Linked DNA regions of Homo sapiens: region 2 is linked to region 1. Evidence: read pairs that join two places in POLR2A ChIA-PET (ENCODE). Cell type or tissue: endothelial cell of umbilical vein. All regions are shown on one strand. Links, peaks and the distances in the headings refer to the core of each region. The heading gives the core; the rest is flanking DNA.

Region 1 (10,824 bases), core at 2,633-7,632:
TTTTATTTGCCTCAAGAAATTATTTAATTTCCTTCTTAATTTCTTCATTGACCCATTTGTTGTCCAGGAGCATGTTGTTTAATTTCTATGTGTTTGTGAAGTCTTCAATGTTCCTCTTGTTATTGATTTGTAGTTTTATTCCATTGTGGCCAGAAAGATACTTGATATGATTTCTACCTTTTGGAATTTGTTGAGACTTGTTTTGTAGCGTGAGACATGGTCTATTCTGGAGAATGTTCCCTGTGCTGATGAAAAGAATGTGTATTCCACAGCAGTTGGGTGAAATGTCCAGTAAATGTTAGGCCTATTTGGTCTAGTGTATAGTTTAACTCTGATGTTTCTTTGTTGACTTTCTGTCTCAATGATCTGTCTATTATAGAAAGTGAGGTGTAGAAGTCTTCTACTATTATTGTATTGCAGTCTATCTCTCCCTTTAGTTCTATTTATATTTGTTTTATATACTCAGATGCTCCAGTGTTAGGTGCATAGATAGTTATAATTGTTATATCCTCTTGGTGAATTGACCTCTTTATCATCATATAATGACCTCCTTTGTCTCCTTTTACAGTCTTTAATTTGTAGTTTTTTACCTGATATAACTACTCTTGCTCTTTTTTTGTTTCCAGTTGCATGGAATATCATTTTCCACCCCTTTATTTTCAGTTTATGTGTGTCTTTATAGGTGAAATGGGCTTCTTGTAGGCAGCATATGGTTGGGTCTTGTTTCTTTATCCATTCAACCACTGTGTGCCTTTTAATGGGAGAATTGAGTTCACTTACATTCAGTGTTATTATTAATAAGTAAGGACTTACTACTGCTATTTTGTTGCTTCTTTTCTGGTTGCTTTTTAGCTCCTTTCTTCCTTTCTCACCATCTTCCTTTGTGGTTAAGTAATTGCTTCTGGTAGTATGTTTTAATGTATTGCTTTTTAATTTTAGTGAATCTATTATAGGTTTTTGCATTGTAGTTACTATGAGGCTTACAAAAACCATCTCATAGAAATAAGTTATTTTAAAGAGATGGCAACTGGTCTTAGATCACAAAGAAAAGAACAGATATATATATATGTACATTGAGACAACTCAAGAGATCTTCTTGCCTCAGTCTCCAGAGTAGCTAGGACTACAGGTGTACACCAGGATGCCTGGCTAATTTTTAATTTTTATAGAGATGTGGTTTCATTATGTTGACCAGGCTGGTCTCAAACACCTGGTCTCAAACAATCCTCCTATCTCAGCCTTCCAAAGTGTTGGGATTACAAGCATACACCACTGCACCCAGCCTCAATTTAATATTTTTATGTTACCTGTCTCTTAACACGTTTCTGTAGGTATTATTGTTTTTGATAGGTTGATGGGGGACTTCATACTACTGTTATGAGTGTATTATACACCAAAATTACAGTATTAGACTATTCTGGGTTTGTCTATGTACTTAATTTTACCAGTAGGTTTTGTATTTTTAAATGTTTGTGTTTTCTTTTTAATATTAGTGCTTTTTTCTTTCAGATAAAAGAACTTCCTTTAGTATTTCTCATAAGATGGGTCTGGTGGTGATGAATTCTCTGTTTTTGTTTGCCTGGGAAAGACTATATTTCCTTTATATTTTAAGGATAACTTTGCTGAATACAGTATTCTTAAATGACAGTTTTTTTTTCTTTCAGGATTCCCTCCTGGGCTGTACGGTTTCTGTTGAGAAGTCTGTTGCCAGATGAATTGACACTCCTTTATATGTTATTTACTTGTTTTCTCATGCTGCTTTTAGAATTTTCTATTTGTTCTTGACCTTTGAAAATTTGATTATTATATGCCCTGGGTTAGTCTTACTTGGATCAAATCTGTTTGGTGTTCTTTGACCTTCCTGTACCTGGATATGTATACCTTCCTCAAGTTTTGGGAATTTTTCTGTTATTATATCTCTAAAAAGCTTTCTACCCCTTGCTGTTGCTCAACTTCCTCTTGAACACCAATAGTTCTTAGATTTGACCTTTTGAGTTAATTTTCTATATTTTGTAGGTGACCTTTTATGTCGTTTTTGTTACTAAACATAACGTTTGTGAGATTCATCCATATTGTGCATAGTTGTAGTTTCTTGACATTTGGTCTCATTGTTCTACAATATTCTGTTGTTTAAATATGTGATTTTTCTATCCATTCTACTGAAGAGGACATTTGGGTTGGTTTGGTTTGTGACCATGTGCGTAGTGTTGCTGTGAACATTCTTGCACATGCCAGATCTTATTTTAAAAGTCTGATGCAGGGCTTCCCATCAGTGGTCTAGCCCTCTTTATGAGGAAGATGGTTCACTCCCAAGATTAACATTTTTGGAGTTATGATACCCCATTTTTATTTCATTAGAGCACCTACTCCTCCCAAAATGATGTATAGCATAAATCTTTCTTGATACAAATTAACCTAGTTTAAAGGCATGGCAATGTCATCAGCATCTACTCATCTCTGTGTGACCACAGCACCTTGTCCCGTGCTCTGCACAAAGAAAGCGTTTATAACACTTGCTTAGTTGAATTGTTTAAGAACAAGTCCCCACATCCCCACCACCTCCACAAGTCTTCATCTTCCCCAAGCAAAATACCATAGCTCTCTTAACCATTCTTTACAGCAGTGGTACTCAATTCTTTTGTTCTAGTATTTCCAGGGCAAAATAATTTTTTAAAACTCTACACCCATCCACATTTTTAAGCTGGCATCTTTATCATTCATTTAAATAAATGCAAAGAGTGAAATTTCTACCATCTTATAAATTGTTTAAATATTTTATTTTTAAAAAAACAATGAAACTGCATTGGCTCATACAATTTATAGAAAAGGTCCACCATATAACATAATTGGCAAAGCCGTTGTCATTGTCAAATTAATTAGCAAATCAGGCTTACTTTCATATAGACATGGCTTTCTATTATGTTTTCTAAATCATTTCAAATACACATGTTAGTACACATTCCTCAGCAAACATTACTTCTGAATTCTCATTCTAAGCTACATAGCTGGCTGGCTGGCTGGCTGGATGGATGGATGGATGGAGGCAAAGAAACTCACCATGACTTTGTCACCTGAATGAAACAGTGCCACATCTTTAATATTTCCTCCCAAACCTTCCTTTCCTTTACTTTCCTGTGACTCTCTCTCAGAAGGGATGCATGTCTAAATTCTTTATTTGGTACCCAGAAGTCTTTTACAGCTCAGGGTAATAGTGCTCCACAGGAAGATGCAGGATCGCAGGGAGAGCTGTTTGTCTTCTTTTCCAAACTGGGGCCAGAGAAAAGGGAGGTGGGAAGCTATGCTTGGAGTCAATTTGTCCCATGTTTTCTTTCTAAAAGCATATGGAGGGGAAAATGATTGGTGTTTTAAAGATGTTGGGTCACTTTACTTTCTCATGCTATTAGGCCAAGCTGTGACCCTTAGTTTCATCTCCAGATTATCAGACATAAAAGGCCCACAGGAATCCAGAAGCTAGACAGAGCATAGGTATTCCAATCTCTCAAGAAAATGGGCAGTAAGAGATTTACTAATAGTATGTTTGCTCACCTGGCATTTAGAAAGTTTAAAATTCTCCCTCTTAATTGTTCTATTTTGTTTGTTAATATTGTGTTCAGGTATTTTCTATATCATAGTAGAATCAGCACTATTATCAATTCTTAATTATCTAACAATATTTATTTTGTTCATTACCTGAGGTCGAATTTTAATTCGGGTTGACTTTTCCCTGAAATTTAGCACAACAAACATCTCAGCTCATTTACCCCCTACAGCTCAAATAGTTTAAGCTCATGGAAGGCAAACTAATTTTAAAATAAGCAAGGGACTTGAAAGGCAAGCCTTTGCTGCCAAAAAAAAAAAAAAAAGGAAAGAAAAGAAAAGAACATAATACATTATTAGCCAATTGGTATTTCTCTGACATCTGGTACCCCCTATTCTCCAAAACAGCTGCAAACTTGAAATAGCCCCCAAAGGCCTCTGGGAGTGAGCAGTGGTTCACTTTGGGAAGATCCAACCTTGAAGATTACAGAAGACGTGAGGCAACTGGTTCTTTTTCTAGACAACAGCACACACCTAAGAGAGCAGGACATCTGAAGGCTATAGAAGCCAGTCCACAATAATGTCAAAACCCAGAATCCCAGGAGACCTAGGACAGAAGGAACTGAAAAAGTGATGAAAAATGGCAACCAACTGGCCAAAACAGAGGAGCCAGAGCAAAGCCTAGAAATGTTGATGATTCGGGAAAATATAGACTTCCCAAGAGTGAAGACAGGGGACTTATGGGAACCCGGAAGACTACCAAGGACAAGTAGCCCCAGCCCAAAAAGAAGAGCAAACTGGAGACGCTCAGTGTTAGCTGCCCTGCCCTGAACACTTCAGGATGGCTGAACGCCTACACATGGTGCTAAAGGAATGAAGGAAGGGCCCTCATTCTAGCTAGATTCTTTTGGCTTTTAGGAACAGAGATCTCTGCATATCAGCTCCTTAGTCTTCCCTCAATTGACTTTATCTGCCTCACCACAGTGACTGCTTCCTCACAGCTTTGCTTATTTATAGTCCATCATGGACTCTTCAGCCCTGACTTTATGTCACAGAGGTTTTATTTAGGCTCGGCTTGCAAATCTTTACCTCTTTCCATATTTGGCTTAAATTACTGAGCATCCTATTTGTCCAACTCAACTTTTTAAGCCAGACTGTAGGTCAATCATCATTGGCCAGCTTGTAGACTGGCTACTTTTGAAACAGGTGCCCATTTTTATTCAATCAGTTGGGAGGAGAGTCACATGCTTCAAAGCATAGCTACCCTAGGCCTGCTCATCAGTGGAAATTGTGGCAAACAGATGTTACAAAATGTCTAGGGAGAACTTGAACCACCTAGGAGTATTTAGTTTAAAACTCTCTGTTTGATAAAAGCAGGAAAATCTGATACAACTTCCAATAAACATTTTACCACTTAAAGGAATAACTTTCAATTATGTAAAAAGTTCACTTATTCTCAATACCGTATAACTGAGAGGTTACTAGATATTCCCTTTCAGATGATATAGTAGATTGGTAAATATTTTTTCTTTAACCTGAGGAGTTAAAGTGGTAGTTGTAATGTTACGATCAGTCAGTCTTCTGCTGAGTACTGAGTATAGCTACCTTTTTTTTTTTTTTTTTTTTTTTGAGACAGAGTCTCGCTCTGTCACCCAGGCTGGAGTGCAGTGGCGCGATCTCGGCTCACTGCAAGCTCCGCCTCCCGGGTTCACGCCATTCTCCTGCCTCAGACTCCCGAGTAGCTGGGACTACAGGCGTCTGCCACCACACCTGGCTAATTTTTTTGCATGTTTTTAGTAGAGACGGGGTTTCACTGTGTTAGCCAGGATGGTCTCGATCTCCTGATCTTGTGATCTGCCCGCTGAGCCTCCCAAAGTGCTGGGATTACAGGCGTAGCTACCTTTTTTAACTGGAATGGTTGAGAGTATTCTTACCGATGCTCCTTATTCCATTTAACCCACAACTTCTCACAATTACAGGAAACATGACTCATACATTTCTTGGGCCTTTCATGGAATTAAGCTTTGGCATCATGTGCAAGTACTGACTTTAAAAATTTTCATATCACAGCTAACAAACGTATACATTTGTCCCTGCGTAAAATGGTAAACAGATGGCTCTTCATTCCTACGACAATGATATCATGCTCTTACTAAAAACAGGGCCATAGTCTGAAAGCCAATGAGAATGAAGTTGGTATAAACCATTACAACTGGACTGCCTTTCTCCTGCCCCTCTGCCAAACCACATCCACTTATCCTTCCAAGCCCAGCCAAATCCCACCTTGTCTGTGAAATTCCTGAGATAATAATGATTAAAAGAACAAGGACAGGGAAGGGCAAGATCCTGGGAAATAGCCTGTGTGACTAAGAGAGGTTTCTATAGCCAATAATAAAGAGGGAGTGTAGGGAGAAAGGCGTCAGGGAGGAGGCCTCAGCCAGTAGCTGGAACTGGCCACATGAGCAGCTTCAATGGTAGGGGCAGTCTTGGAAGCTCCAAAGAAGGAAGAAAGGCAAATCTCAGTTCCAGTACACTAAAACTGGTGGACACTGGGGACTGGGCAGAGACAGGAGATACTGGTCTAGAATACAAAATCAGAGTGGGAACAACAGAGGGAAGGATGGAATCCTGGCCAAGGAGCAAGGATGGGTAAATGCAGTGTTCGATGTTTGAAATGGGCTGGGCAGAACTAATGGCAGAGCTTATTTGAGCCTATCTTCCAAGTTTAGCAGAATAGAAGAGCAAAAAATTAAGATATCGACCGATCTCTCTCTTCTCTGAACTCTTGGGAATTCTTAATGCATAGAAACATACAATTTAATACTACCTTATTCTCACCTTGTCTCTTAATCTAATTGGGTTTTTTTTTTTTTTTTTTTTTTTGGATTGCAAGGGCCACAAACCTATTCAAACTAACTCAAGTTAAAAGGGATGTCAAATGGCAAGACTATAGCAAGGTCACAGAGAGATTCAGGAAATGCAAAACAATTAAGATCCAGGAAGGGAGAAAGCCAGGAATCTTGAAGACCAGCCACACTTCATTTCCCTCTCTCTTATGGACTGCCTATTTCTTTGCATAACTATTTCATCTAGATTTCCGCTTTTCTTTACCTGGTCCATCTGTACTTCTGTTTTCTCAAAACCCCAATGGTCCCATCATAGCTACCCAAACCTGACTTCATGACCTCTCATTTGAGCACCCATCACCAATTTGTTGAGTTTCTCTGTTTCCTAAGTGTAAATTCCTTGTTAGGGGAATATAATTGACATGACTTTTCTTTTCCATAAAGACTCCAAGGCGTGGGCAGCTATCTGTGGGTGGGGTGTTCACCTCAAGTGATCTGGGGGATAAGGCAAGTTGAACCCCTTGGTTCTAAACAATGATTTAGGGGAGGAGACCTCTGTGGATTATGAGTAAGGCATATGGGGACACATTTCTAGGACATATTCCCAATAAGTTGTGAGATTCTGGAGGGCTAGAATAGTGACATGTCTCAGGTACATATATAGTAGAAGCTCCCTTATTCAGCCTCCACTTGGCTGACTCTCCAAATTTACTTACGATCTCCATTTCCTCTAGAAAAGTTACTGCTCCATGCCCATGGCATAGAGAAGTCTCTCAGCTAGGAAGTCGCTCTGTGTCTACTTCTTCCCTTGAGTTACGAGCTTGCCAAGGATCAGCCATGTTTGTAGCCCTATGTCCTTACATCAGTAGTGCTTTCACTTAATAGATAAATTTAGAGCACGTGAATTAAAAAACTGTTTCTACAAAAACTGATTTGAATGCTGTGAAAAGACACATAAAATTGAACCACACATACACAAAAACTTCATTCTCAAATTAGGTGTGAGAAAGACAATTCAAATAACATAGGGGGAAATATACGAAAAATCTGTAAGTCATCCACAGTCAGCTTGCATGAAAACTGTCTTTATGTTGTTGAGTCACTTGAAAGAAACCAAAACTGGAAATAATAGATTATTCACTATGGATATGATGTATTCCAGAAAGATCATACGGAACTCTTATCAGCTGATCTAGAACCAAAGCACAGGTCTTAGCTTTCCATGAAAAACTGACAATTGAATTTATATGTATATGTATTTATATGAATTTATATGTTTACATATTAACTTCAGGTATATGTACAATTAAAATGTTTTAGGTAGTAGTTTTTTTATTTGTTTTTTTTTTTGTTTTTTTTTTTTTTGAGATGGAGTCTCACTCTGTCGCCCAGGCTGGAGTGCAATGGCACGATCTCGGCTCACTGCAACCTCTGCCTCTTGGGTTCACGCCATTCTCCTGCCTCAGCCTCCTGAGTAGCTGGGACTACAGGTGCCCACCACCATGCCCGGCTAATTTTTTGTATTTTTAGTAGAGATGGGGTTTCACTGTGTTAGCCAGGATGGTCTGGTAGTAGTCTTTTTTATTATTATTCTCTTTAGTAGCTGCCAGCCATCAGTGCAGTCAGATTAAGCAGGACTTCTGCTGCAATTTTAATCCTTCCTGCCCCTCCCCACTCAGTAACTTGCTTAAGCACCAAATGTATAATAGGCACTAACAAACCCCTATTCCTTGACAACCCCAAAGGAGGTAAGCAGCCGAACAACAACAAACACCCTGTGCCCAAATAAGCTTCATGGCCCAATATTCCTCCACTGAGCCAACTGTTAGTAATAATGAACTCTAGCCAGTTCACTGTTAATTCCAAGAAAGAAAATAATGTGATCTCTTGCTTTGAATTCATTGTCAAAATATTTGGCATGCTTTTAAATATCCCCCTAGACAGTAGGGAACCTGCCCTAAACATTGCCCTACCCCTGGAGATGGGGTAAGCGAAACAACAGAAAAAATGCAGAATAGTGATATTGCATTCTTTGCCCTGCCATCTAGTGTAATGGGTAAGAGCACAGATCCAGGGGCTGAGGCTCCTTGGCATTAACTTGCACAAGACCTTGACAGCTGCTTAATCTTTCTGAGTCTCAGTTTCCTCTTCTGTAAAATGGGTTGTTGTAAGAACTAAATGTAAATGAAGTCATGGATGAATGGCAAGATAAAGTTTTGTTTTCCCCTCACCCCCTTTTTTTCCTCCTCTAACCACCTGCCCATCAAGGAGATGGGGAGGGTGGAAAACACAGTAAAGAGAAGAAACTGTCCCTCTAACAATGCCTGGAGTATCTATAGAGCAGTCAACAATAACAAGAAACAGGTATGTGTTATGTTTGCTGCACTCTGAAGAAGAGGAAGGGCCTAAAACCTCCTCAGCATCTCATTGTAAGGCCCAGAGCAGGAGCGCCTTGAACCTCTTTACCAGAATGCAATCATTCATTCATTCGTGCAGTGAGTGCCATCTAGGTGCCAGGCATTGATTCTGACACAGCAGTGAACAAAATAAAGTCTCTACTCTCATGGAGCTTACATGACATTCTAGCTGAAGAAAAAACTAAAAGGTTACATGTGAAACCTATGCACGATACCTGTTACCTAGTAAGTACTCAATAAACACCAGCTATTTTAATTATTATTGTCATTATTATCAACCTGATTGCAAAATCTAATTCAGGATGGTTAAAATATGTCCCTTGACTAGTAGATAAATAGCTAGTTCCTACCCTAAACCTGGATCCATCTTCCATTAGCTTTCTCAGGAGTCAATCCGGGGATGCCAGTGCCTCTCCAAAGCACACAACTCCTCATTTTAGGGTTTTTTCCTCCCTTACCTTCCTACCTGTTTTCGGAAATCGGCACCATTTCGCAGCTCTCCAGAGGTTAGGAATGGAAGCAGGGGAAGTCAAAGCTGCAATGGTCTATTAAAGTGTGAATAACTGATGCCCCACCTCTCATCCTATTCAAGCAGTAAAAGACAGCCACCCTCTGCAAGGGTCTCCAGCTCTATGCACATGTATGAGCACAAGGAAGGGCCCGTGAGCTCATAGGCACAGCAGGCTAATCTGGGATTGCCTATTTCCTGCCAGCAGGTTTCCCCCTGGGGCCCACCCAGGCCACTCTCTTTAAAACTGGAATCCCCACACACTCATGCTGTTAGCTTGCTCTGTTTTTTAAAAATTACCTTCCAATATGTAATTCACTTATTTATTATGTTTGTTCTTTATTTTCTCTTTCCTCCATGATAATGTCAGTTCTTATGAGGGCAAAGATGTCTGTCAATTAGAACAATGTTTGTAACATATTAGGCACTTGGTAAATATTTGTTGAAGGAATGCATGAAAACCTCAGAGGAAAACGCTTTTTATCAATCCTGGTAGGGCTTTGTGGCACTTAACAAATGCTCCAAAAAGCCCTTCTCCCCGGCTGACGGGGCCGAGGCAGCAACCTGAGAGCAATGCCCCTTCTGCTTTCTGGGATTTGGGCTGTGTTGCCTGTTTGTCTTGTTTCTATTCTTTTAATCGCTCCCTTCCTGGGTTTTATATTGCACGCCCGGTCTTCCAGCGTCATGGTTACTGTAGTAAACAAACTGAAGGTCTGAATGCATCTTTTTCTCCCCCTGTAGCATGAAGAGCAGTTCGCGGTATCCGGTAGATAGGAAGCACAAATAGGTAATGAAACGGGGATTTGAAAGCGCCACCTTCAGTTGTAAGATCTAAGGGTGGACTGCGCGAGCTGAGGCCGGCAGAGCTGCGTGCAGGGCCGCTTTCCTGGGCCTCCTTCGCCTAGACAAGCAGGGCAGGGGTGAGGACAAAGGAGGGAAAAGGAGGGGAGCACGAGCTCTCTCCTTCCCTCCAGCCCCCACGTTAACTGGAAAAGGCAGCGTGTTCTGGGCCTTTCACGGCTAAAGCAGCAATAGGCGACCGACGAGGGAGGCGGGTGGAGAGGTGACTGGGAGCCTACAGTACGGAGCCAGGCGGAGGACAGAGCGAAGGGCGGCGGGGAGGGGCCCAGAGGGGCTGCTTCGGGCAGGGGCGGGCGCCTCCTCCTGGCCGCCCGCCAAGCATGCCCGGATCCCCTTAGCCGCGTCCCAACACATGGGCTTGCTTAACACTCTCTGAGAGAAGGAGGAGCCACCCCGCAGTGCTGTCTGGTCGCTTTTTCCCATTTTTGCTCCAGGATCCAGAGATTTGAGCAGGGGTGGGGTGAGGTGGGGTGGCAGGGTTCCTCCCCTTCCTTAGGCCCAGCCAGAGAGGGGCCCTGTCTCTCTGCTCCTTTCCTCGCCGTCGCCCTCTCTCTGCCAGGCTCTCCTGTTCGTCCTCCAGGGGCCCACGCTAGCCCCTCACCTCCCCTGAAGCCTTTTCTAACCGCTGCGGCCTCCGTGGTCCCCCACGCCTGTG
Region 2 (10,824 bases), core at 2,738-7,737, 66 kb before region 1:
TGCAAAATTGCCTATAGTTTCTAAAACCTTTGGGTTCTCAGAGTAAATAGCTATTCTGTAGAAATTCATGGAAAATTCCACGTGAGTGAAGACTGCTTTGTAGGGAGGATTAAGCAAGCCACGCTTTAAGAGCCCCTGTATATCGTATTGCCTAAGAAGTGAGCCCTGGGCCAATTCACAGCTTGTGAACTTCATGTGGAGAAAGAGTGCGGGAAATATTGAAGGACGGAAGGAACACCATGTGTGGACACCCTAAAACGGACAGGTGACTCAGCTCTCTGGGTGTTAGAGGGCTATTGGCAAATAACAGCCGTAATAAAAAGCCCGTGCAGCCTCATGGTTAGCAAAGAACAGAAGAAAGTCCTGAAAGCAGTAGAGATAAGCTGGCTACTGATCAGATATATTAAAAGACAAAATGTGTTGGTACCCGAATTAGATTAAGGTGAACAATTCTATATAATTTATTTTTAATGACCTTTAAATAGTATAATTTATTACCATTGTAAATAGAAGGCTGAAATATCTAAGAAAGAAAATTAAAATAATCAATAATACTACCACCAAGAGTTACTGTGTTAATATTTTGGTCCGTTTCTTTCAAGTCTTTTACTATGCATGAATATATTTTCTTTTACAGCACTACTTATTATATATCTCTATGCACTAGACAAATAGCACTGCGGTAGACAACTTTGTTCATAAATCCTTGTTACATCTCTATCATTTCCTTAGATTAGATTCTCTAGAAATAGAATTACAAAGTGAAAGTATATTAATTTTCAGGTCTTAATACATATTGCTAAATTGTTTTCCCAAAAGATCAACCTAATTTATACTTATATTACTCATTTCTATAAATGTATCTTTTTGTCTTCTGTGACTCCTTTTGTTTTCCACCTGACATTAAGTAAGCTCCTACATTTGACCCAACATTATAATAAGAATAAGAAACAATTCTAGGTTTATTGAGATAATTATTTCATGACGTTGTGCTAACTTACACTGAGATAACTCCCAATTCTTTCAAAATTTTCATACCCATTAGTATGTTTAGTTCCCCCCAAACCCCTGAGGTGAAGAGAATTAATTATAGAATGTTTAGTGCATGGGAAAGGGTTTCTGATATCCTCTAGTTCAGGTTTCATTCATCCGATAGAGGCATGGGCAAGATATGAGAGTTTTAAAGTTCTAGAGTCCAAGTGTCAGGAATCTCGGTTCATATATTCCTTCTTACTGGATGACTTTGACTCTATCCTGGTCCGTGTAAAGCTTTGTATCATTCTTAATTTCCTCCTCCTCTGCACTGTTTCATCAGTCCATTGGGAAGTACACCATTAGGTTTCTTGCTCTTCCAGGAGTATGAAAATAACTAGAAATCTGGACTCGGACTCATAAGTAGAGACAAAACAGTCTTGAAATGAATGTTTTACCTATGATGTGGGTGAAAACCTAGAAAAGATCCCCCAACATCATGTAATGAGCCAATGAAGTTGAGAGAGTCAGATCTGTGCTTAGGATAAACTTGATAAACCAAAGTAGTCAAGGGGAAGTTTAGTAAGAAGAAGTGTAGGGTCCCAGGCTCAACGTATTTCAGTATCAGACTATTCTGACAATAAGGACTACCAAATGCTGACATTTGCTGGGACTCCTCTGGATAATTCTCACCTGCTTCTCTGATTTAGGTAGCATAAGTGAGTTCTTTCAACAGACAGGGGACACCTTCCAGGGAAACCATCTATGAGCCCTAAAGATTGAATATTCTATGTTGCAGATTATCATCATGTTAATGTATTATGGGATTACAATACATTGCTTAGAGCTTAAAACAGCACTGTGCAGGTGTTTGAGCATCAACCTGTGGTCCACCACAGGCTCCGGAGAGCTGTTGCCTTGTCTTCCTATGGCAGTCAAATTTATTTTATTTAGAAACATCACAGTTGCATTTCTATTTTGTGTGTGTGTGTGTGTGTGTGTGTGTGTGTGTGTGTGATTTTAAATTCTGAGAAACCTTCTCTTAAAATGCCTGACATTTAAGAAAATCTGGCACTGTATTGCCACCACTGAAGCCAAGTATCACATGTGTAGAAAGTAGCACAGTTTGGCATGCTGAGTGTGCCAAATTTCCCTTAAAATTAACATTTGCACCGTATGTTAGTACCCTAAACTCAATACTTTTTTGGCTGATGAAAATGCAAAAGGAAAACATTTCCAGACTGAGTCCTGTTCTCTTTCTCTGTAGATGCTGTTTTAAAGAAATTAGCAGTAGTCTTCCTTTGGAAGTAAAAATGAGTGCCTGCTGTAATTCATGGTGAGAAGTCAGGCATCCAGTGGTGTCAAAGCTAGAAGATCCATGCTGGTCAGGCAAAGGTACCTGAAGGTGTCAATCCTGCAAGATTGTCCTGTGCTCTCCATTTACCATTCAGCCCCTCACAATGTCTTGGGTAGTAACTCAGAGGTGAGGTCCAGCTTCTTCATCCTCTATCATGATGTTTGAGAGGGTAAAGTGAACAGGTGGAGACAAGAAAGCTCACACTGAACTTAGAGCATTATGCCAGACATTTAGATAATGCCCAGGCAACCCAGGGTAACAAGAGACCTATACCCACCACTGTGGTGGGTCCCAGATGCTGGCTTCCTGGCCTTTGAGGTCACATTCCCTCTGAGATCCTTCCTCAGATAGCCCCTACCTGTCTCTGTGGCATGTAGCTTCCACAATATGAGAAGAAGTAACATTCTTTGTGCCTGTGAGCCAAGCATCTGCACCTTTCTAGATTTTCAGTGTATTTTGTACAAACCAGTGATATATCGCCATGCTCCCTGGACACCTGTGTGGCTCTGGCAGAGTTTGGGGGCTCTCCTTGAATCACAGGGGAGACAGCCTTTCACTTCTAGATATTGATCCTAAACTGTACCAAGGGGAAGGATGAGAGAACAAAGTTGTGTTACTACTAAAACTGCCAGAGATATTTAAACTGTGATGGGAATGATGGGCCTGGGGCTTCATCCCACTGGAGTATTAAGTAAGAATCATGTGCTCCTGGCCCTCAAGCAGGTTTTTTCATCTGTACCATGAGGGATACACAGTATTTAAGGGGAAAGTTTAAAATCTAAGAAAGTCTGAAGATCTACTTAAAAAAAAAACTTTTTATTAAGGAAAAGTTCAAACTATGAAAGTAGACAGAATAATATCTGTCCTTATACTTAGTTTCAATTCATGACCAATCTCATTTCATCTATACCTCACTCACTTTCCCCACCTTCCGACTGGGATGCTTTTGAAACAGATCCATGACATCATATTATTTCATCTATAAATATTTCAGAATGTATCTCTTAAACATGGGTAATTTTTCTTAAAACTTAGCCACAATAGTATATTATACCTAAAACTCAATAATTTCATTAATCGCCGGGCGCGGTGGCTCACGCCTGTAATCCCAGCACTTTGGGAGGCCGAGGCGGGCGGATCACGAGGTCAGGAGATCGAGACCATCCCGGCTAAAACGGTGAAACCCCGTCTCTACTAAAAATACAAAAAATTAGCCGGGCGTAGTGGCGGGCGCCTGTAGTCCCAGCTACTCGGGAGGCTGAGGCAGGAGAATGGCGTGAACCCGGGAGGCGGAGCTTGCAGTGAGCCGAGATCCCGCCACTGCACTCCAGCCTGGGCGACAGAGCGAGACTCCGTCTCAAAAAAAAAAAAAATAATAATAATAATAATAATTTCATTAATCATTTAAATAGTCAGTATTCAAATTTCTCTAGAAAAATTCAACTCTTTTGCTTTGGAATGAAGGCCATTTTGGAGTTTTGTCAGTTCACTATTGAACTAGTCAAATTCCACCTTTCAGATATCATAGAGGTGTTAAGGTTGAAAGGAAAGATCTCTTCAGGAGCGATGACAAGAGAAGGAAAAACTATTTGGACTTCCTTATCCAGAGTCAATGATCATTAAGACTGAAAGGGTAAGTACCCATTACCCAGCCCCATCACACTTCCTTATTGTAGACTGAGGCACAGGATAGTAAGCTGATGTCCCCAAATGCACACAGCTAATTAATGACAAAGTATTCAATTTTAAAATGCAAGAGGCTCTATTTAAGTCTTACCTGCTTTTTAAATTACCATAGAAGGACCTATATTTCCAGTGCTTTGTTCATGACTTTAAAATGTGTGTGGCTTGATGGTTTAGAGCTGTGCTGTATAATTCAGTACTCATCATTAGCCACGTGTGGCTTTTGAGCACATCAAATTCAGTTGACCTGGATAGAGGTACGCTGTACATGTAAAATGCACACTGGATTTCAAAAATTTAGTAAAAAAACATTAAAAAATGTTTAGTAATTATTGTATTCTCTTGATTAAATGCGGAAAAAATATTTTTCAACATTGACACTCAGCACATGTTAGAGTGGTCATTTTACATGGATTTGTGTGATTATTCACTTAATGTCTGACTCTCTCCATACTGTTTGCTCCATGAGGTCAGGGATCCTGTTAGTTCACAGTCACTATTGTGCCTGCCCCATAACAGACCCTCAGTTAAAGAAAGGAACAAAGGAAGAACAACTGGAATCCTGCCTGCTCTAGCTGTGTCCCTTCCTTCTTTATTACCTCTTCCCAGTTCACTAATGTGTTCTTGGACAGGCCATCTGAGTAACCTGGTATATGAATTAGCAAATCCTACGGGCTCCATTTTCAATGTCTGTCTAGAATCCAAGCACTTCTCACCACTTCCACTGCCTCTATCCTGGTCAGGCCGCCAGAGGTTCCTTCCAGGATCATTGTAACAGCCTCCTGACTCTTCTCCTGTCTTCTCCCTTGGGCTCCTGTCTGCTCAACACAATAGTCAGGCAGGTTCTATTAAAATGTAAATCAGATCTTGTTATTCCCCTGCTCAAAACTCTCTAGTGATTTTCCATCTATTTCAGAGTAAAAGCCACAGTCCGCGCCGTGGCCTACAAGTCTCTACATGAAGTTTCTCCCTGTTACTCCTATGATCTCATGCCCTACCACCTGCTCACTTGCTTCTTCCACTCCCACTCTCCAGCCTCTGGTTGTTCCTGGCACACACCAGGCATTCTCCTACCCCAGGGCCTTTCACTTGCTGTTCTTTCTGCCTGGACAGCTCTTCCCCAAGATACCCACGTGCCTCTTTTGCTTCCTTCAAGTTTTTACACAATACTGTGTCTGAAGTGAGGCCACCCGAACTCTGGCTATCAAGCACTCCGTATTCTCTCTCCTTCCTGACTTAATTTTTCTCCATATCTTCTAACACACTGTGCACCTTACTTTAGTCATTGTTCATTTTCCTCCACTAGAATGCAACTCTGTGTACACAGGAATATTTGTCTTTTGTTTCCTTATATATTCCTGCTGCCTAAAATAATGTTTCGTGAGAGGTTGTTGCCTGGTAAACATCTGTTGACTGTGAGACTAAAGCTTAGCCTATGCACCTGAAAAATAGGCAGACTTGAGACCAGCCATTGGGCTTGAACATGCAGAATTGGCCTGTGCTGTCAGTGGGACCAACTCAGCTCTACCTTGGTGCTAGTTCAGGAGACTTGGAGGCTCCTTGCACTCAGATTGGCTGCCCAATCTTACAGCTCAGTTCTGATGACTGTGAGGCCCAAGGAAACAGTTTGGATTCAGGGAGGGTCTAACTGGCTCCTCCCAACATCCTGTGTACCTCCCCTGCCCTACACCACCACACACAAATATACCACAACATTCTCTCCCTTCCCAAGGACAGACTTGGGCTATTTCTAAAAGTGAGATTCTGATCCAAAACAGTAGCCAACACATAGTGCATCCCATGTGTACAGGAAAGGACAGGAGACCTCTGAGCAATTTCCTGGCCTTACATTTTTCCATTCCAGTAAATGAGGCCTTCTTTAGCTCAGGAATCTGTCTCTGAACCAAGCCAATGCTGTAATGGTGCATGCCATTTGTTACTGCCTGGCTTATATCTTTGTTCTTTTATTTTCCTTTTCTTTTTTTTTTTAGATGGAGTCACTCTGTCACCTAGGCTGGAGTGCAATGGCCTCTGATCTGGGCTCACTGCAACCTCTGCATCCCGGGTTCAAGCGATTTTCCTGCCTCAGCCTCTTGAGTAGCTGGGATTACAGGCGCCTGCCACCACGCCTGGCTGCTTTTTGTATTTTAGTAGAGACGGGGTTTCACCATGTTGGCCAGACTGATCTTGAACTCCTGATCTTGTGATCCACCCGCCTTGGCCTCCCAAAGTGCTGGGATTACAGGCATGAGCCACTACGCCCTGATTCTTATTTTCCATTTTAAGTGATCAACAATTAGGTTCTTTCTGTCATGAAGCTTTGACAACCAGCTCTTCCAGTTGGCTACCAGTTTAGGCATATATAATGCTACCGGAGAGTTTCCTTCCTAAACTGGCATTTTATTCAATAATGCATAATACTGAAATTGAGCTCTCTGTCTTCAAAGAGTTTTGCAACTTTACACCTCATTAGGCTGAGCAGTGCTTGAGCTCGTGCTTTATGGATTGGACCCCAGCAAGGTTAAACAATTTGCCTCAGGCTAAAACCTGCTTTGCTCTAAACAAAGTACTTTGTCTTTTTTAATGAATCAGAAAAATATAATGAATAAAAAATGTGGTTCCCTAACAACTATGTTTTCAGTAATTTGATTCCAAGTCATTTCCATATGCCTTTTAAGGCCATATTTGGGGTTCTTCCTAGTCTTCTGATATCATTTCACAGTCCTTCTCCCCTCCTCTCTCCCTCCTCCTCTTTTCCTTTACCCTCTTTGGCTTCTGGGATACTCTAGCTGCCAAGGGTCAACTACCATGCCCTTAGCCTGACAGCAACCCTTGTCCCTCTCCCTCAGGGACCCACTTTCAGATAAGCATATTGCTGTTAAAAGATGGGGAAGGCTTAAGCTCAAGTTCCTAGGTGTGGTGGAAACCACAGAATAAGTTAGTGTATCTTTTGGCCTATGTAGTAGTGGACAAATATGGGTATTTTGCAAAATGCAAAATACCAGGACAGGTTAAAGTCTGAAATTCTACCTGTGGCAGACTGCTTAGGATTTCTTCTTCATATTTTTCTCCCCCATTAGAAATAGGAAAGTCTGAGAAGAACTGACATAACAGGGTACTGGGTGCGGTGGCTCACAGCTGTAATCCCAGTGCTTTGGGAAGCTGAAGTGGGTGGATCACTTGAGGTCAGGAGTTCGAGACCAGCCTGGCCAACATGGTAAAACCCCCTCCCTACTAAAAATACAAAAAAATTAGCCAGGTGTGGTCATGCACACCTATAGTCCCAGCTACTGGGGAGGCTGAGGGGAGAGAATCGCCTGAACCCAGGAGGCAGAGGTTGAAGTGAGCCAAGATTGCACCATTGCACTCCAGCCTGGGTAACGACAGAGTGAGACCCCATCTGAAAGAAAAAAAAAAAAAACTTACATAGCAGGGTGTTTCCTCTGGGTTCCAGGAGGAAGAAATGCTGGAATTGATTTTCTAAGGGCTGGTGGCATCAGTCTTTAAGTATTGTTATTTTATTGCTCCTTTGAACAAAGATTTTTTTTCCTGGAGACTGTTTTGGGTGAAAAAAATAGAGGGAATTTGGGAACATCCCTTTCCCTGGATTATGAACATCCAACAGGCAGCAGCCTTACCAAAGTAAGAGCAGAGTAACTCTTTTCTTATTATTTAACAAATAAAAGTAATAAGCAAGGAAATCTATGACACTTGAAACTAGGATTAAAAAGAAAAATCTAGCATGTGTTCAAAGATACCGCTTCTTTTCATATGATTTCACATCGAATGTGTTGAATCCCTTGAAGGAGAATTGAAGTGGGTAAAACGAAATAATAGCTGAGCCACAGTGATTTAGATTTTGCTTTAACCTGTCCACATCTGGGGCATGTGCATACCCCCTTAAGCCCCAAGAACACTTTAGCCCAGCAACCGCATTTGGAGAAGAGGTTGGGTACCATGTATGGAACATGCTTGTGAAATGCACCCACTATAGGAGAGCAAAGAGCTCAGAAGCTGACATCACAAAACCTGGCCTTGAAAGCCAGCTCCATCACTTCCTAACTTCCCTAAGCCTCAATTCCTCAGCTATAAAACAGAGACAATAATACTTTATTCATGAAATATTTCTAGCTCTTCTTTTGGGCACATGGTTGTATTGCATTTTCCTATCCCTTTATAGGCAGGCATGGCACATGACTTGCTTTGTGTAATAAAATGTGAGCACATGAGCACAAATGACATGTGTCATTTCCTTGTGGAATCTTTAAGAAATAGCCCACAATTCTGGCCAGATGTGGTGGCTCATGCCTGTAATCCCAGCCCTTTGGGAGGCCAAGGTGGGTGGATCACTTGAGCCCAGGAGCTCAAGACCAGCCTAAGCAACACAACAAGACCCCATCTCAAAAAAGAAATTAAGAAAAAAAAAAAGAAATAGTCCACAATTTCATATTATTTTCTGTCTGTCTGCCATAGCAACCTGAAACATTTCAGATAACAGTTACTCTGTCAGTCTAGGGCCCAAAGGTAAGATGACCTGGATTTATATAGTGGATATGTAATACAAGTAAGGCATATATTCTTGTTTTCTTTCTTTTTTTTAAAGCCGGGAGATTTAGGGGTTGTTTGTTATTGGAGCATAACCTCATCCATCCTGACTAATATATTTCTTCATGGAGCTGGAGGAAGATTAAATAATGTACCTAATAGGTAATGTGCATGGCACATGGCAAGTGCTAAGTAAATGTTTGTTCTTTCCCCTCTTACCAAATTTCTCTGCTCCATGATTTTTCCCAGCCCACACTTACCAGCCCTGAGCTTTGCTACCCTTCAGAAAGTTGTTTTCAATTTGAGAAGAATGAGAATGAACTTTGTTTTAAGACCTTTAAAAGTATTCCCTAATACCATTTAAGAAAATGGGAGAGCCCCTGAATGGAGCAAAGTTGGGAATTCCCACCATGGGAAGAGAACCTTCTCTCTGAAATTTACAAGAAGAAAAGAGCTAAGGGTCTTCTCAAGGGAATCAGCCAGAAAGTAAAACCCATGACCTCTGAAAATTTCCAACCACAGATAATGCTCCACAATGCAGCAGCATCATGCTGCTATCACTTAACTGGAATCAGGATACAGGCATCTCATGGGGACACATTTCTGACTCTTTTCTAGCAGGTTATCTGTCTGGAGGGAGCTGCAGTCCTTGATCTGCTTAGTACCAGCTTTTCTGACATTTCAGCAGGAATGATGAAGAGGTTAGAGCTTGAGCTTGAGCTTCCTCCTTGCTGACTCCTTAAGACTCCCTTCCCTTCCTCCACAAGTTCCAGGCTTCAAGAGTAGCTTCAAGGGTCAGAGAAGGGAAGTCAACAGGGTCAATGTTGCTGCTTTGGCCAAATCACTTAATCATTTAATAACCTAGTCAATTAGGCCATCAACATAATACCTTTTTGGAGTGTTTACATCTACTGTGGAGATAAAAGCTCCTACCTAAAATTACTCTAGAAAACCACGTCTTTTGAGTTTTACTCAAAGGGTAAATCATAATTGATCAATTTAGAAGGTAAATTTTGAAAATTTTGAGAATAAGGGAAGGAAAAAGGAATGGAAAACAGATGAGATAGAGCTGAATAAAGCCTCCACTTTTGAAGTCAGGTCCAGAAATGAGAAGCAAGCAGGACAGCTCCCCTGGGAGAGGAGACATGCTGAAAGATGGCAAGGTACCAAGGAGAGCATTCATTCATGAGATTTGTACTTAGCTTTCGTGGAGGCATGGGCACTGTGCTGGGCATGGAGGGACAATGGCAAGAAGACAGTGGTGGCCCTGGCCTTCTCAATGGGGGCAATGGCATTGCTATTTGGGGTCTATTTTTCGTCATGCCAGACTGTTGTGTGCTTTGCAGAATTTTAACATCCCTGCCCACCCCCAGCTACCAGATGCCAAAAGTGCCCCTTAGTAATTGTGATAACCAGAAAGATCCTCCCTATTTCCAAATGCCTCTGTAGGCATTAGACTGCCCCCAGTTGAGAACTACTGAACTTGAGCATGATAGTTGCTGTAAGTAACATAGTACACAGCTCTCAGAGGAGTGCAAAGAACCCCAGCAGTGGTAGGAGCCAAAAAGAAGCCTGCCCTGAGACCCTCTTCTCCCTGATGGCATGTGCTGTCTACATCTTTCCCTGACCTGTGGACTCTGAGTCCGAAGAAGACAGGGTCAGCTCTGAGCTGCTGTGGAGATCTCAAAAGTCACTGGATTTAATGGAGTGGTTTAGGGAGTGCATATAATTATTTGAAGAAATAAGGAGAAACTATATGGGGTAGGGATTGGTTAGAAAGAACTCCTAGACATTCCTTGATAGTATGCAAGTTGGCCTAGTACAAGTTAATAGATGTAGAGCTGGCCCACAGCCCCACAAAAGGGGTGTACGTGGCCAAAGACACATCATTGCAGAATTCATGTTATCTGACAACTTTGGGAACCTGGCACACAGTTTTGTCCACTCTAAGCCCTCTTCCTCATTTTTAGGTTGCATGTGATTATTTGGGAGAAGAAGAAGGATGATGAGAAAAAGGGAAACTAACAATTATTGAGCACCTAGCATGGCCAGCCAAAGTACTAAGTATGTCCAAGTATGTTATTAATATATCACAGATACACTGAGTGATTTGTGAGAAGGAGCAGAAGCTTGGGAGTCAGGCACCCCCGGGTTTGAATTCTAGAACTGTGGCAAGTTACTTAATCTCTAAGCCACAGTTTCCTCCTGTGGAAAATGGGGATAAAAAACACTAATAACCCAACTTGCCTGGTTATTATAAGATTTCA

The links. ChIA-PET counts read pairs that join two places held together with the same protein. Peaks named below come from ENCODE experiments on the same cell type or tissue, not always from the same donor. Only the 100,000 strongest peaks of a DNase experiment are listed, where the experiment ranks them.
Region 2: POLR2A ChIA-PET joins it to region 1 with 5 read pairs; 3 of 35 experiments call an interaction of 5 or more read pairs at or near these places.

The regions. Positions count from the first base shown.
Region 1 is chr5:72,546,572-72,557,395 of GRCh38, forward strand. It overlaps LOC102503427 (a long non-coding RNA gene), which reads left to right and starts at 10,506. Exons shown (of 4, transcript NR_105008.1): 1 at 10,506-10,824. RefSeq lists a silencer at 10,067-10,116. In endothelial cell of umbilical vein, for the core only: no CTCF peak of the experiment used is centred there; a DNase peak (open chromatin) is centred at 5,730; H3K27ac peaks cover 2,574 bases.
Region 2 is chr5:72,480,796-72,491,619 of GRCh38, forward strand. The region is part of intron 1 of ZNF366 (zinc finger protein 366); the gene reads right to left. Among named protein-coding and RNA genes, the nearest start is that of ZNF366, 21 kb to the right of the region's middle. In endothelial cell of umbilical vein, for the core only: no CTCF peak of the experiment used is centred there; a DNase peak (open chromatin) is centred at 5,776; H3K27ac peaks cover 1,062 bases.